Regions from separate parts of the Homo sapiens genome. Here region 1 is linked to region 2. A link is an interaction called in ENCODE POLR2A ChIA-PET data of the cell type or tissue named here. Cell type or tissue: IMR-90. All regions are shown on one strand.

Evidence for each region. ChIA-PET counts read pairs that join two places held together with the same protein. Peaks named below come from ENCODE experiments on the same cell type or tissue, not always from the same donor. Only the 100,000 strongest peaks of a DNase experiment are listed, where the experiment ranks them.
Region 1: POLR2A ChIA-PET joins it to region 2 with 16 read pairs; 2 of 35 experiments call an interaction of 5 or more read pairs at or near these places.

Annotation. Positions count from the first base shown.
Region 1 is chr2:42,797,818-42,805,817 of GRCh38, reverse strand. It overlaps the pseudogene FTOP1. Among named protein-coding and RNA genes, the nearest start is that of TRI-TAT2-1, 8.7 kb to the left of the region's middle. In IMR-90, no CTCF peak of the experiment used is centred here; a DNase peak (open chromatin) is centred at 1,217; H3K27ac peaks cover 633 bases; H3K27me3 peaks cover 472 bases.
Region 2 is chr2:42,522,838-42,530,837 of GRCh38, reverse strand. It overlaps a transcript of MTA3 not described here. Among named protein-coding and RNA genes, the nearest start is that of KCNG3, 33 kb to the right of the region's middle. RefSeq lists enhancers at 4,809-5,309, 5,310-5,810. In IMR-90, no CTCF peak of the experiment used is centred here; no DNase peak of the experiment used is centred here; H3K27me3 peaks cover 144 bases.

The sequences.
Region 1 (8,000 bases), 270 kb before region 2:
TGCTTTCTGCTCACCTTTTCAGCCTCATAGTTTCTGTCACTGACAAACACTTCAAGGAGGACAGCAGCTCAGGGTGCTGAGCCCCCCTGAATGCACTTCTCTTCTCCATGAAATTTTGGCCCCTTAGCCCTTAGGCTGCCTTGGTGGCTCATTGTTGCATTCAGACAGATTGGGGGTAGGGTGGGGTATTTACAGAATTTCTAGCTACTAGCAGTGGGAAGGTTAGTTTCATGGAAGCTGATGCATCTGTAGATAATGTGACCACATAATTTATCCTCCAAACAGGGACATTTCTGAGAGTCAAAAGGAGCACTGTTAATAATACTGGACCAACAAGCATGAATTGTGCCGTCCCGGACAATTTGGAACATATGGTCACCCTAATCCTAGCTCCCTTTTGTGTTACCATAAATATATAAACCATAATTAGGGAAAACTCCTTGTTAAACGTCTCTATAAGAACATGGATGGGGTGTGTACCAGTCCATTTCGTACTGCTCTACTCCAAATTCGCCCTTCTTGGCCCTGCTTTGTGATCTTGGAGCTGGACCCTGAAAGTATTTGTCTTGTCAGCTGGTGCCACTGTTAGGTCTTGTCAGTAGAAAGTGCTAGAAGAACACTAGAAGGGACTTCTCTTCCTAGCTCAGTGCTTTTCTTCTGGCTCCTACAGCACAGCTGCCAGTGGGCGGCTTCCCGGTGAGATTTTGCCAGCACCCGACAGAGTTTCCTGCTTGCCATCCTCAGCCTGCAGCACCTCAGCAAACTCCTCCACCATCCGCAGGCCCCGGAGCCACCCTCACCAGTGAACTCTGAATCTCAGCCTTGGAGGGGAGGGAGAGTTTGTTGCTTCCTTGGGTTCCCTATGTCAGCCCTAGAGGTAGTGGCTGCTCCCTTTGTTATTCCTGAATTATCTAGAGTTCCATTTACCCTTCTTCGTAATGAATCCTCCTTTACTAGTTAATAATTTTTTACATTAAATTTTCCCTATTCAAACTACTGGTGTGTCTGAATCCTGACTGATAGGATGCATTAATTATTTCTTTTCACTTGTTGGAGAACAACAGCCTTCAAAGAACATGGAGAACATGGTGGTTGGTGGGTAAAAATAATACACTTACATAGTACTTATCATGTGCTACGCACCAACTCCAAGAACTTGACACCCTATGAAGCAATTTCATCCTCACAGCAACCCCATGAAGCAAGTAGCATTCTCATTTCCTTTCACCAATGAGGAACGTGCAGCACAGTGAGGTCGTGCAGTTTACCAAAACAAGTGGTAAAGCTAAGATTCAAATACAGATTGTGCAACTGAAGATCCATGCCCTCAAACTGTATGGAGTAGATGGCTCATTTTGCAACTTGGAGAACAGTGAGCATGCCTGGCCTTGACAACTCTGTGCCTCTCAGGGTCACCCCCAAGAGAGGCTCTTGTCAGGCTCACAGAAGCCTGTGTATTGGTGGCCAAAGCATTCCAACTTGAAACATGGGAAAGAAAGACCAGTTAGAATTCTGACCCCTAGAGAGGTGAAAACCATGACCCAGGCATGCTGGGCGCCTCTGTGCCTAGATTCCCCTCTGCTGAGGAATGGGGAGGGTTCCTCTGTCAATCCTGGCAAGGGATGGACCCAAACCTATGGGACCAGATAGAGGTCTCGGAGGCCACAGCACAGATGATGACTTTCCTGTGAGAGGACAAAGGAAGAGTTTCAACAGAGCCCGCCAGGGAGCTCTAGGGTTTCAGTAACACTCAAGGTGTTCCTTAGGTCAAAATTTTTGGGTGAGTGGGAAAGCCCACCTTGTGGGGAAGAAGAAAGACAAGAAACTGGAGTAAAACAATCTACATCCATGTTTCTGCTCAACCAACTGGTTGAGTGACTTCAATAGTTGTCCATTGATCATATATACCACAGTTGGCTGAGCCATTCTCCTATTGATGGACATCCTAGGCTCTTTCCTATGTGGGGCTTTTACAAGCTTCTAGGAGCATATGTGTACAAGTATTTTTATTTTTATTTCTCTTGGATAAATACAGAAATGGAATTGCTGGGTTGTAAGGTATGTTTCTGTATAGTTTCTTTGTTTTTAGCATTTTTATTGTGGCAAATTACACATAACATAAAATTTACCATTTTAACTGTTTTTAAATTGTACAATCCAGTGGCATTTAGTACATTATGACGCCCGGCTAATTTTTTTATATCTCCTGACCTCAAGTGATTTGCCCGCTTCAGCCTCCTAAAGTGCTGGGATTACAGGCGTGAGCCACCACACCTGGCTATTTTTTTCTTTTTATAGTGGTAAAATATACAGAACATAAAATTTACCATTTTAACCCTTTTTAAGTGTGTGATTCAGTGGCATTAAATACATTTACGTTGTTGTACAACCATCTCCACTATTCATCTCCGCAACTTTTTTCTCATCTCAACTGAAACCCCATACCCATTAAACAATAACTCTCCATTACCTCCTCCCCCGAGCCCAGTAACCACTATTTTACCTTCTATCTCTACAAATTTGACTATTCTGAGTATTCATAAAAGTGGAATCATACAATATTTGTCCTTTGTGCATGGTTTGTTTCACTTAGCGTAATATTTTTAAGGCTTATTTATGTTGTAACATCTATCAAAACTTCATTTCTTCTTAAGGCTGAATAATATTTCATTATATGTGATACTACGTTTGGTTTATACATTCATCTGTCAATAGACGCTGGGTTGTTTTCATCTTTTAGTTATTGTGACTAATGTTACTACTAACATCGGTGTACAAATATCTGTTTGAGTCCCTGCTTTCAGTTCTCTTGGGTGTATCTCTAAAAGTGGAATTCCTGGAAGATACAGTTAATTCTATGTTCAATTTTTTTGATAAGCCACCATACAGTTTTCCACAGCAGCTGTGCCATTTTTACATTCTCACTAAAAATACACAAGAGTTCCACATCTTCACCAACACTTGCCATTTTATGTTTTGGTTTGTTGTGGTTGCTGTTGTTTTTATAATAGCCATCCTAATGAAATGAAGCACTATCTCACTGTAGTTTTGATTTGCGCATCCCTAATCATTAGTGATGTGAGCATCTTTTTATGGGTTTATCAGCCATTTATATATCTCCTTTGGAGGAATGTCTGTCAAGTCCTTTGCCTATTTTTTAAATTCTGTTGCTTGTTTTTTTTGTTGTTGAGTTTGGGGAGTTGTTTTATATTCTGGCTATTAACCCGTTATCAGATACATGGTTTGCAAATATTTTCTCCCATTTTGTAGCTTGCCTTTTCACTCTCTTGATAGTGTCCTTTGATGCACAAAAGTTTTTAATTTTGATAAAGGTCCTATGTTTGGTGGTTGTTTGGGGCTTTGTTTTTGAGACAGGGTCTATCTCTGTTGCCCAGATTGGAGTGCAATGATGCCATCATAGCCCACTGCAACCTCAGACTCCCGGGCTCATGCAATCCTCCTGCCTGAGCCTCCCCAGTAGATGGGACTATAGGCACACGCCACCACTGTCTGCGAACTTTTTTTTTTAAATTAGAAATGAGGTCTTGCCATGTTTCCCAGGCTTGTCGTGAACTACTGGCCTCAAGGGATTTTCCCACCTCAGCCTCCCAAAACACTGGGATTACGGACATGAGCCCCAGAACCCGACCCCTATGTTTAGTTTTATAAGAAACTATGGAACTCTTTTTTTTCAAATTAGTTGTGCCACCTTATACTCCCACCAGTAATGTTGAGAGTTCCAGTTGCTTGACATCCTCACCAATGCTTCATATTGTCAGTCTTTAATTTTAGCCATTCTACCGGGTGTGTAATAGTATCTCATTGTATATTTAATTTGCATGTTAATTTGCATTTATACAATGCAAATTAATTTGCATATATTTAATTTGAGCATGTCATTAATTGCTCAACTAATGATGTTAAGCAATATTTTGTGTGTGCTTATTGGTCATCTGTGTATCTTTATAAAATGGTTGCTCAAACCTTTTGCCCATTGTTTTGTTGTTTTTTGTTTGTCTTCTTTTTTGTTTTTGGGTTTTGGTCTTTTTTTTTAATTAAGTTGTAGGAGTGGCTAAATGCCTCGGGTAAGTCATTGATTTTCTGTTTCTTTATCTGTAGGTAGCAAGTATGAATTCCTCCATGACATCTGGGCTACAAGAAATGCCAAGCTTGGCCACTGCTCACAGTACCCGGGACTCATAAGAATCCATGCATGCCTTCTCCCATCTAAGACATGCGGGATCCATGCCAGGAAGAATGAGGCACATGCCAGAGGATATGGGGGCTGGGAGGAGGGCACTAACCCAGAGTGATTTGAAATGAGGTAGCATTCAATGGCCCCTGGCAAAAAAGAGAAAGAAGACGAGGGAGCTGAAAAATGTCTTCATGGAGAAAGGAGGGAGGGAAGACAGGGAGGGAGGGGTGGTCCAACTGGCCCTGGAGCAGGGGAAAATGGAAATGTAGCAGATATATAAGCTAAACTGAAATCTCAGCACAGAGCTGGCCTATGAATTTCTCCCAGAGGGACCTTCTGCCTGTGGGGTAAAAGGGAGCATAAACTTCCAGTTCTGTTTGCAGAGAGCCCTGAGGAACTGACACTGACCACAGCCAGATGAGAGGCCTTCTCCTCAGCTGCCAAATTCTGCTCTGCACTGCCCAACAGTGTCTTAGCTAGGGTAGCTGGCTCCATCCCAGGGCCAACAGCCAATTTCGATTACATTAAGGAGGCAGTGTATTGGGGGACCAACAAGTTTTATTGTTTGATACCCTGATCTTAGAACCTAACCCTCCCAGAGGTGCAAATCACAACCATAAACAAATGTATCGTAATAGAGAATTAAGCTTATAAAGATACATCAGTCAGGGGACAGAAACTATACCAATTATTTAACAGAGACAATGTAATACAGAGAACTGTTAACTAGGTTTATGGTTATTAACTAGATAACTGAAAAGTCAAAAAAACAAATCTGCAGTATCACTTAAGTTAGTAACTGCAAGAAGCAGCTACCCACTCGGGCTGAGAGAACAAAGGAAGAAGTTGAACCACTAAAGCTTAGAAGTTGGAGGAAGAGCCCTCTGCATAATTGAAACTCAGACTTCTGAGGAAAGGCTCCAGCATCTGCACTGGCATCTCTGCTGTGGTCACTTTAAAGCTGGTTCTGCAGGTATTGGGAAAACCACAGGGTGGGTTTGGAAACTGCTAAGGGAGCCAGGGCTTAGTGGCTCACGCCTGTAATCCCAACACTTTGAGAAGCCAAGGTGGGAAGATCGCTTGAGCCAAGGACTTTGAGAGCAGCTTGGGCAGCATATCGAGGACCTATCTCTACAAAAAATTTAAAAATGAATCCAGTGTGGTGATGCGCACCTGTAGTCCCAGCTGCTTGGGAGGCTGAGGCAGGAGGATCACTTGAGCTCAGGAGTTCAGGGTTGCAGTGAGCTGTCATCACACCACTGCACTCCAGCCTGGAGCAACAGAGTGAGACAGCTCCAGAGTGAGACCCCCGTCCCTACCACTACTACTGCTAATAATAATAATAGTGCCAAGCTTGTGAAACCGGGTCCAAATGGAAAGTGATAAGTACTCAACTATCTCCCTCAGTGGGTGTGAATAAGGACACTTCCAGCCTCATCCCTTGGCCACTCAAGGAACCAGCCTCGGGATGAAGCTAATGCTATGGGTAGCAGATGGGAGGGATGGAAAGAACCAGGGTCCATGATGGCGATGCTGAGTCACGGGCTCACTCTCCTCTGGGTATCCAGTTGTGTAAGCCTTCTGTCTTTCTGTTGATTACAGCATTGTTTAACTAAGGCCTCTGCTACTTTGCAGCCACAAGCATCTTGATAGATTAGGAAAGCAAAAAAGAGGATAAAAAAGAAACCAGGAAAAGGGATGTGTGGTAGATGAAATAATCCTTCTTGGTTCTTTTCAAAAATCTCCTGTCCTGATCCCCGGAATCTGAGTATGTCACCTTACAAAACAAAAGGGGATGTTGCAGATGTGATTAAGTAGTTCGATGAAGAGATTATCCTGGATTATCTGGGTAGGCCCAATGTAATCACAAGGATTAGTTACAGAGGAAATGTGACAACAAAAAAAGAGAATGAAATGATGTGTTTTAATGAAGAAGGAAGGCACCCTGTGAGCCAAGGAATGCAGGTGGCTTCTAGAAGGTGGAAAAGGCAAGAGAACAGATTTTCTTCTAGAGTTCTCAGAAATAATGCAGCTCTGACAATACCTTGATTTAGCCTATAAGACCCATTCAGACTTCTGACCTTCAAAACTATAAGACAATACATTTGTGTTGTTTTAAGGCACTAAGTTTGTGATTTTTTTCAATTTATTTTATTTTATTTTTTCGTAAAGACAGCATCTGGCTATATAGCCCAGGCTGGTCTCAAATTCCAGGCCTCAAGCCATCCTTCCTCCCTGGCCTCCCGAAGTGCTGGGATTATAGGTTTGAGCCACCATGCTGGGCCTGTGGTAATTTATTATAGCAGCTATAGGAAACTCACACAACATGGTAGTTACAAAACCAAAAGAAGATGCTACGAATAAGTACAAATGTAGCAATAATTAAATAGATATGAAAGAGTTGAATCCAATGACTACTAAACACGTAACTAACAGATTGGATTTTTTTTAAACTCCAGGTAGGTGCCCTTCATGAAAGATATATCTAAAACAAAATGATGCAGGGAAACCATATACCTGTTGTCTCAGTTATCTACTGCAGTATAACAAACCACCCTCAAAACTTAATGACTTAGTGCCGGGCACGTGGCTCATGCCTATAATCCCAGCACTTTGGGAGGCCGAGGCGGGTGGATCTCTTGAGGTCAGGCGTTCGAGACCAGCCTGGCCAACATGGTGACATCCTGTCTCTACTAAAAATACAAAGTTAGCCGGGCATGGTGTCACGCGCCTGTAATCCCAGTTACTTGGGAGGCTGAGGCAGTAGAATCATTTGAACCCGGGAGGTGGTGGTTGCAGTGAGCCAAGATTGTGCCACTGCACTTCAGCCTGGGCGACAGAGTGAGACTGTCTCAAAAAACAAAACCAAACCAAACCTTAATGACTTAGGAAGGTGGCTTTAGTGGCCGCATGAAGCACACCCTGATTGCCGAGGAACAAGAGTGCAAAGCTAAGAAACTGAGGCATTTTGAAGAGTTTGAAGACACTTGGCTTCCTTATCTGACCCCCAAAGATGAATTCTATCAGCCGTGGCAGCTGAAATATCCTAAATTAATTCTCCAAGAAGCCAGCAGTGTATCTGGGGAGCTCCATAAAGAGGCTCAAGAGGCCGGGCGCAGTGGCTCACGCCTGTAATCCCAGCACTTTGGGAGGCCGAGGCAGGAGGATCACGAGGTCAGGAGATCGAGACCATCCTGGCTAACACGGTGAAACCACATCTCTACTAAAAATATTTTTAAAAATTAGCCGGGCGTAGTGGTGGATGCCTGTAGTCCCAGCTACTCGGGAGGCTGAGGCAGGAGAATGGCGTGAACCTGGGAGGCAGAGCTTGCAGTGAGCTAAGATCGAGCCACTGCACTCTAGCCTGGGAGACAAAGTGAGACTCCGTCTCAAAAAAAAAAAAAAAAAAAAAAAGAGGCTCAAGAAGCTTTTCTCACACTGCACAAGCATGGCTGCTTATTTTGAGCCCTGGTTAGGATCCAAGGCAAAGATTTGCTCACTTCAGTATCTCCCATCCTCATTGGTAATCCAGGTTGCACCTACAAGTCCCTGAACACTAGGTTCTTTATGGTACCATGGCCAGTGAAAGGGTCTAATATAAAATACACCGAGGGTCAGGTGCAGTGACTCACGCCCTGTAATCCAGCAATTTGGGAGGCCGAGGTGGGCAGATCACTTGAGGCCAGGAGTTCCAGACCAGCCTGGCCAAAATGGTGAAACCCTGTCTCCACTAAAAAAAATACAAAAATTAGCATGATGGCATGGACGGACCTGCAATCCCAGCTACTCGGGAGGCTGAGGCAGG
Region 2 (8,000 bases):
ACAAACAAAAAATACTACCACAATGGGGATTAAGTTTCTTTTTTCTTTTTTTCAGACAGAGTTTCACTCTTGTCGCCCAGGCTGGAGTGCAACGGTGTGATCTCGGCTCACCGCAACCTCCGCCTCCCAGGTTCAAGCGATTCTCCTGCCTCAGCCTCCCGAGTAGCTGGGATTATAGGCATGCGCCACTACGCCCAGCTAATTTTTTGTATTTTTAGTAGAGAGGGGGTTTCTCCATGTTGGTCAGACTGGTCTCAAACTCCCGACCTCAGGTGATCTGCCCGCCTCGGCCTCCCAAATTGTTGGATTACAGGCATGAGCCACCGCTCCCAGCCCTTTTTTTTTTCCTTTGAGACGGAGTCTCGCTCTGTCGCCCAGGCTGGAGTGCAGTGGCGCCATCTCGGCTCACTGCAAGCTCCGCCTCCTGGGTTCACGCCATTCTCCAGCCTCAGCCTCCCAAGTAGCTGGGACTACATGCGCCCGCCACCAAGCCTGGCTAATTTTTTGTATTTTTAGTAGAGACGGTTTCACCATGTTAGCCAGGACGGTCTCAATCTCCTGACCTCATGATCCGCCTGTCTTGGCCTCCCAAAGTGCTGGGATTACAGGCAGGAGCCACCATGCCGGCAATGGTTGTAATCTTTTTTTTTTTTGAGATGGAGTTTTGCTCTTTTGCCCAAGCTGGAGTGCAGTGGTATGATCTTGGCTCACTGCAACCTCTGCCCTCCGGTTTCAAGCTATTCTCCTGCCTCAGCCTCCCGAGTAGCTGGGATTACAGGCGCCCACCACCACGCCCGGCTAATTTTTGTATTTTCAGTAGAGACTGGTTTCACCATGTTGGCCAGGCTGGTCTCGAACTCCTGACCTCGTGATCCTCCTGCCTTGGCCTCCCAAAGTGCTGGGATTACAGGCGTGAGCCACCGCGCCTGTCCGATTGTAATCTTAATGAGAAGTTTTTGCCTCTCTGACCGACTCATCTGGATTGATGCATTTTTATGGAGTGCCGTTAAACCTTTTAGATTTTCTTTGCCTCCTGGTCCTTATGGTTAAGAACCTGCCCTACACCATTCTGTGCCCAGCATTAACAACTTCAGTTGTAGGGCAGGGAAATTCAGATGGATGAAGTTCATCAGATGCTCCTCAAATACCTCACTGCTGGTCACATTGCCTGTCTCACACCGCTGCTACCCAAATGCCAAGAGTTAGGGCCTTGCAAAGGAAACAGAAAACACGTGGGAGGCACAATCACCTGAGGAGTGAGGTTATGCTTGGTGCCAATCACTGAAGAAACAGTAAGTCCTTAGATTGGAAATAAAAACGAGGGTACAGGACAAGGTGAGGTGCAGAAGGTCTTTCTCTCTTGGCTCTCAGTTGCTTAAACAGTAGGTGGTTGTCTTATGGCCCTTGGCACCTAAGGACAGGTGAGGACCTGGAGCATGATGGACCAAGACCAGGGGCTGGTGAAGCTGTGCCAATTCCTTTGGTCTAGAACAGTGGTCTTCAAACACTGCCCTGCGAAGCTCCCAGATTATAGAGATCCTCTGGGGACTGCTTAGAATAGGATAGTAAAAGAGAGTAAAGAGGCCTAGCTGGTCTTGCCCTTTACTCTCTAAGCTCCCCCTAACCCAAGAGAGTTCCTTTTTATCTATTTATACATCAAGATTTTGCAAGCCATATTGTTTTTTTAAATGGCTCCACTGCTTAAAACAAACAAACAAAAAAACCCAGTAAATTAAGTTTAGCCTAAAGCTGCCTCCTACATATTTTAAGTTCTGCCTAAAGGTTTCTTTTTCACATGGTAAACTGTAACTTAACGGGATGTGTAAACAGGCTACAAACTACTCCAGTACCAATCTCCAAGTTTTGCCAAACAAAGGTAACCAAATGTTTGAACCCTATTCAAATAAGGCAAACGCTGCAGGGTAACCAATCCAGCTGTTTCTGTGTGTCACTTTCTTTTTCTGTCCATAAATTCTCTGACCACACAGCAGCATGGAGTTGCTCTGTACCTCTTCTTGTTCTGGGGGTTGACCAAGTCACAAGTCGTTCTTTGCTCAATTAAACTCTGTTAAATTTAATTTGTCTAAAGTCTTTCTTTTAACAAAATGAACAAACAAAACTGAAAGTGGCTGAAATCAATGAAGAAACTGATGCTCAGAAAGGGCAGGCAATTTTCCGAAGATCACACATCTCTTCAGTAGTAAAGCCAAGATTCAAATGACCAGGTCTGTCTCTAAAAACTGTGCTCCTTTACAAAAGAAACAAGTAATTTCCCTGGCTCTCCGCAAAGACACATGCCATTTAGAAATTATGAGACCGTCCAGGCGCGGTGGCTCATGCCTGTAATCCCAGCACTTTGGGAGGCCGAGGCGGGTGGATCACTTGAGGCCAGGGGTTCGAGACCAACCTGGCCAACATGACGAAACTCCATCTCTACTAAAAATACAAAAATTAGCCGGGTGTGGTGGCAGGTGCCTGTAATCCCAGCTACTTGGGAGGCTGAGGCAGGAGAATAGCTTGGACCTGGGAGGCGGAGGCTGCAGGAGCCGAGATCACGCCACCGCACTCCACCCTGGGCAACAGAGCAAGACTCTATTTCCAAAAAAAAAAGGGGGCCGGGCACGGTGGCTCACATCTGTAATCCCAGCACTTAGGGAGGCCGAGGCGGGCAGATCCCGAGGTCAGGAGATTGAGATCATCCTGGGTAACACGGTGAAACCCTGTCTCTACTAAAAATACAAAAAAATTAGCTGGGCATGGTGGCACGTGCCTGTAGTCCCAGCTATTCGGGAGGCTGAGGCAAGAGAATCACTTGAACCCGGGAGGTGGAGACTGCAGTGAACTGAGATTGCACCACTGTACTGGTCCAGTCTGGGTGACAGAGTGAGATTCCGTCTCAAAAAAGAAAAGAAAAAGAAGTCATAAGACCAAGGAGAGATCTCATGCTATCTCATGGAGGACAAAACCCTTACTATGTTCGAGAAATAGCACTTGTTTTTGTTTTTTTTTTTTTAAAGACATGATCCTATTATATTGACCAGGCTGGCCTCACCCTTCTGGGCTCAAGTGACCCTCCTACCTCAGTGTCTTGAGTAGCTGAAACATATGCAAATGCCATCATGCCTGATACTCCTGCTTTTTCTTGATGCCATTCATCAGCACCTAATATATATTTAATTAAAAAAATTATTAAACTTTATTTAACACTTTTGAGGAGTACTGGTCAGGTATTCTGTAGATAATGTAGATAAATGTCTGTATTTGCTTTTTAAAGTTATCATCTCCCTCCACCCCTAGAATATAAGGGCCAAAGCTACAGATTTTGTTGATTTTGTTCATTGCTATTGTGAACAAAAGTTCTCTGAAAAGGAATCTAGAGGAAAAAAGAGTATTGCAGTGGACAGTTTGCAAACCTCAGAGATGCGGCCTTCACTATAAAAGAAGGTGTGGTCCAAAGAACAAAGGGAGGAGTTGGGTTTTATAACAAAAGTTTGGGCCCCATTTCCTGATCAGGTCCATTTATGCAAATGAAGGATTCAAACTTGCTTAGTTCCAATTGGGTGATGCAGCTGAGTGTTGATTGGTCAACACAGCTGAGCCTTGATTTGTTGATACAGCTGAGGCCTGATTGGTTGGTTCAGTTGAGCTTTGATTGATTGGTTCAGGTGAGCTCCAAAAGTCCCAAAGTTAAAGAAGTAGGGGTTTTCTGGAAACTCGGAGTACATTTGTAACCTCTAGTCCGCAAATGGCTGCTTGGCTCTTTTTTTTTTTTTTTTTTTTTTTTTGAGACAGAGTCTTGCTTTGTTATCAGGCTGGAGTGCAGTGGCGGGATCTCAGCTCACTGCAACCTCTCCCTCCTGGGTTCAAGTGATTCTCCTGCCTCAGCTTCTCGAGTAGCTGGGACTACAGGCAAGCATCACCACACTCAGCTAATTTTTGTTATTTTAGTAGAGACGGGGTTTCACCATGTTGGTCAGAATGGTCTCGATCTCTTGACCTCATGATCTGCCCGCCTTGGCCTCCTAAAGTGCTGGGATTACAGGCGTGAGCCACTGTACCCAGCCTGGCTCTATTTGAAATTTATGTCATTAGCCCATTGAATCCATCTTGAAGGGTAGCCTCTTTCAGGTTCACTTTTATTCACCCTGTTGTTTCAGATACTAGAACGGTGCCTAACCACATACCAATTTCTCAGTAAATGTTGTTGAATAGAAGGAAGGACAAATAAATCATGGTCCCAAAATAGGGGATCATAGAGGTAAATAATGTCACAAGCCGTCTGCCAGGGTGCCCAGAGATGACGGTGGATGTTGACATCCGAGTGCCTGTGATGTATCTGGGTTCACACTGAGTGTTGGTAGGGCCAATAGACATTCCAAGGAATGTACTGATCATCTTGGCAGGACCCTGGGGGCTTCTGGAGAAGTGTGGGACACAGGGAGAGCCAGGAATCTTGGCCTCACCCAGAAGGCCAATCGGCCTCGGTGGCATGCGCCTGTAATCCCAGTTACCCAGGAGGCTGAGATGGGAGTCTTGCTTGAGCACAGGAGTTTGAGACCAGCTTGGGCAACGTAGTGAGACCCTGTCTCAAAAACAAAAACTAAACAAAACCCAGCAGGGCAAACAACCAGCTATAAGGGAAGGCAGCCACCCCTGTACCGGCCTTTCTCTGGGGCTTTATCTGGGTGATGGGACTCTTGGGATTAGAGCATTGTTACTGTTGGTTCTGGGCAATTATTTCTAGGTCAAGGTGGGGTTACCTGGCTGTGGGTTTCTTCAGGTGGCATTTGAAATTCCTGGGTACTCTGGATTCCAAGGAAGGCATTAACGAGGGGGTTCTTTCTCTCTGGCAAAGGATAGGTTGAAACTGAAGTGCTAGGGCAGGCGCGGTGGCTCATGCCTGTAATCCTAGCACTTGGGGAGGCTGAGGCAGGTGGATTGCCTGAGCTCAGGAGTTTGAGACCAGCTTGGGCAACGAGGTGAAACCCCGTCTCTACCGAAAAATACAAAAAATTAGCCAGGCATGGTGGCGTGCACCTGTGGTCCCAGCTTCTTGAGAGGCTGAGGTGGGAGGATCATTTGAGCCTCGGAGGCAGAGGTTACAGTGAGCCGAGATTGTGCCACTGTGCTCCTGCCTGGATGAGGGAGCGAGACCTCATCTACGAAAGAAAGAAAGAAAGAAGGAAAAAAAGAAAGAAAGAAAGAAAGAAAGTAGGAAGGAAGGAAGGAAGGAAAGGAAGGAAGGAAAGGAAGGAAGGGGAAGGAAGGAAAGGAAGGAAGTAAGGGGAAGGAATGAAGGAAGGGGAAGGAAGGAAGGGAAGAAAGGAAGGGGAAGGAAGGAAGGAAGGAAGGAAGGAAGGAATTGATCCTAGCACTTTGGGAGGCTGAGACGGGCAGATTGCCTGAGCTCAGGAGTGCAAGACCAACCTGGGCAACACGGTGAAATCCCATCTCTACTAAAATACAAAAAATCAGCCAGGCATGGTGGTAAGTGCCTGTAATCCCAGCTACTCAGGAGGCTGAGGCACGAGAATTGCTTGAACCTGAGAGGTGGAGGTTGCAGGGAGCTGAGATCGTGCCACTGCACCCCAGCCTGGGCAACAAAGCAAAACCCCAAACTCAAAATTCAAAAAAAAAAAAGAAGAAGAAGAAAAAGAAATTGAAGTGCTGAAAAACAAACTTGCTGTACCTACCACATCTCAACTCTCAAGAGACCCACAGGTGGGGGAGGGGGGAGGGATAGCATTAGGAGATATACCTAACGCTAAAGGATGAGTTAATGGGTGCAGCACACCAACATGGCACATGTATACATATGTAACAAACCAGCACGTTGTGCACATGTACCCTAAAACTTAAAGTATAAAAAAAAAAAAAAAAGAGACCCACAGGCGCTTCACCTTCGGTAATTCAACTGTGTGGTCATGGAGTATTCGGTCCCCGCCAGGATGCCTTCAGGCCTGGAAGGTGGCCTTACTGCAGGTGTCTCTTTTTTTCTTTTTTTTTTTTTGGATGCTAGATAGGTTTTTGTTCTCTTCCACCAGTGTCAAAATACAAAGTTTTAGGGCCCTAGTGTTTTCAGGTTCTGAGACAAAGAAGCATCACCCCAAGATTGGGAGCATCTGTCTTTGGCATGAATCTTGGGCCAGGGTATGTGAAGAGCAATACAGGGATGAAGATGGTCTTGCACTTCCCCCAAATAATGGTTGCAGCTGGCGGGGCGCGGTGGCTCACACCTGTAATCCCAGCACTTTGGGAGGCCGAGATGGGCAGATCACGAGGTCAGGAGATTGAGACCATCCTGGCTAACATGGTGAAACCCCATCTCTACTAAAAAATACAAAAAAAAAAAAAAAAAAAAAAAACACAACTAGCCAGGCGTGGTGGCGGGCAATTGTAGTCCCAGCTACTCGAGAGGCTGAGGCAGGAGAATGGCGTGAACCCAGGAGGCGGAGCTTGCAGCAAGCCCAGATCAGGCCACGGCCCTTCAGCCCAGGCAACAGGGTGAGACTCCATTTAAAAAAAAAAAAAAATAATAATAATGGTTGCAACCATTGAAGCTGAACATATGCTCTTTTTCAGGAGGTCAATCAAAGGGAGTGGTGTGGGAAAGACAGGAATTTTACCAGGGGAAGAGTGTACAAAGCCCAGGAACTACTTTGTGTCTCCAATGGCTTGAGGAGTTTCCAATCTAGAACCATGGTTCCCTTTGTTAGGGTCAGCATAGCCTGGCTGAAGATGTTTCTTAGGATGGCCCCCCCAGGTCATGGCAACACATTGTCTCTGTTTCTGGAGAGGCAATCATATTAGTTGTTGGGGAGAGAGGGTTTGTTAAGTTACTGGTTTTTTTTCTTTTTAAAAAATATTCTATTCCAGTCCGTGGCTTGCCTTTTTTATTTATTTATTTACTTATTTATTTTAGAAACAGGGTCTGGCTCTTTCACCCAGGTTGGAGTGCAATGGTGCGATCATGGCTCACTGCAGCCTTGACTTCCCGGCTCAAGTGATCCTCCCACCTCAGCATCCCAAGTAGCTGGGGCTACAGGCATGCACCACCACACCCAGCTATTTGTTTTGTTTTTGTTTTGTTAGAGAAGAGGTTTCGCCACATTGCCCAAACTGGTCTGAAACTCCTGGGCTCAAGTGATCCTACTGCCTCGGCCTCTCAAAGTGCTGGGGTTACAAGCATGCGCCACTGCACCCAGCCATAAGTTACTGTTTCAAAGAGAATTTCAGAATGCGGTGGCTTAAAGAACAAACGCTGATTTCCGTCTCACACAGCAACTGAGATGAGCGTCTAGGTCGGCAGGCAGCTCTGCTCTTGAAGTCACTGAGGGGTCAGGTTTCTTCCTCTTGTAGCTCTTTCTTCTTCATCTTCCTGGTTGAGGCTGGATCGTTGCCTTATTCAGGCTCCAGCAGCAGGGAAGAGACCCTGACGAGAACACGCCGTTCAATTAAGGGCCTGGTCTCACTGCCGCTCTCTTGCCAATCATGAGGACTTAGTACTTGGCCATACCTTACCCAAAGATTGCCCAGGACATGCAGCCTTGCTATAACTGCTTCCTTACTCAGGAAGAAAGGGAGAGTGGATTTGGGGGGCATCTAGCTATCCAACCCCATGGTGGCAGGGAAGTCAACTGACATTCAGAACTATGAGGCCAAGTTCAAGGAATATACATTGAACTAAAAGCCCCTTTAGGATAAACACTGATGAAAAGTTCATCTTTGGGCTGGGTGTGATGGCCCACGCCTGTATTCTAGCACTCTGGGAGGCCTGAGATGGGAGGATCTCTTGAGCCCAGGAGTTCAAGACCAAACTGGGCAACACAGTGAGACCCTGTTTCTACAAAGAAAAAAAAAATTAGCTGGGTGTGGTGACGAGTGCCTGTGGTCCCAGCTACTTGGGAGGCTGAGACAGGAAGATCACTAGAGCCCAGGAGGTTGCAGCTGCAATGGAGCTGTGATCCTGCCACTGCACTCTAGCCTACCTGACAAAGTAA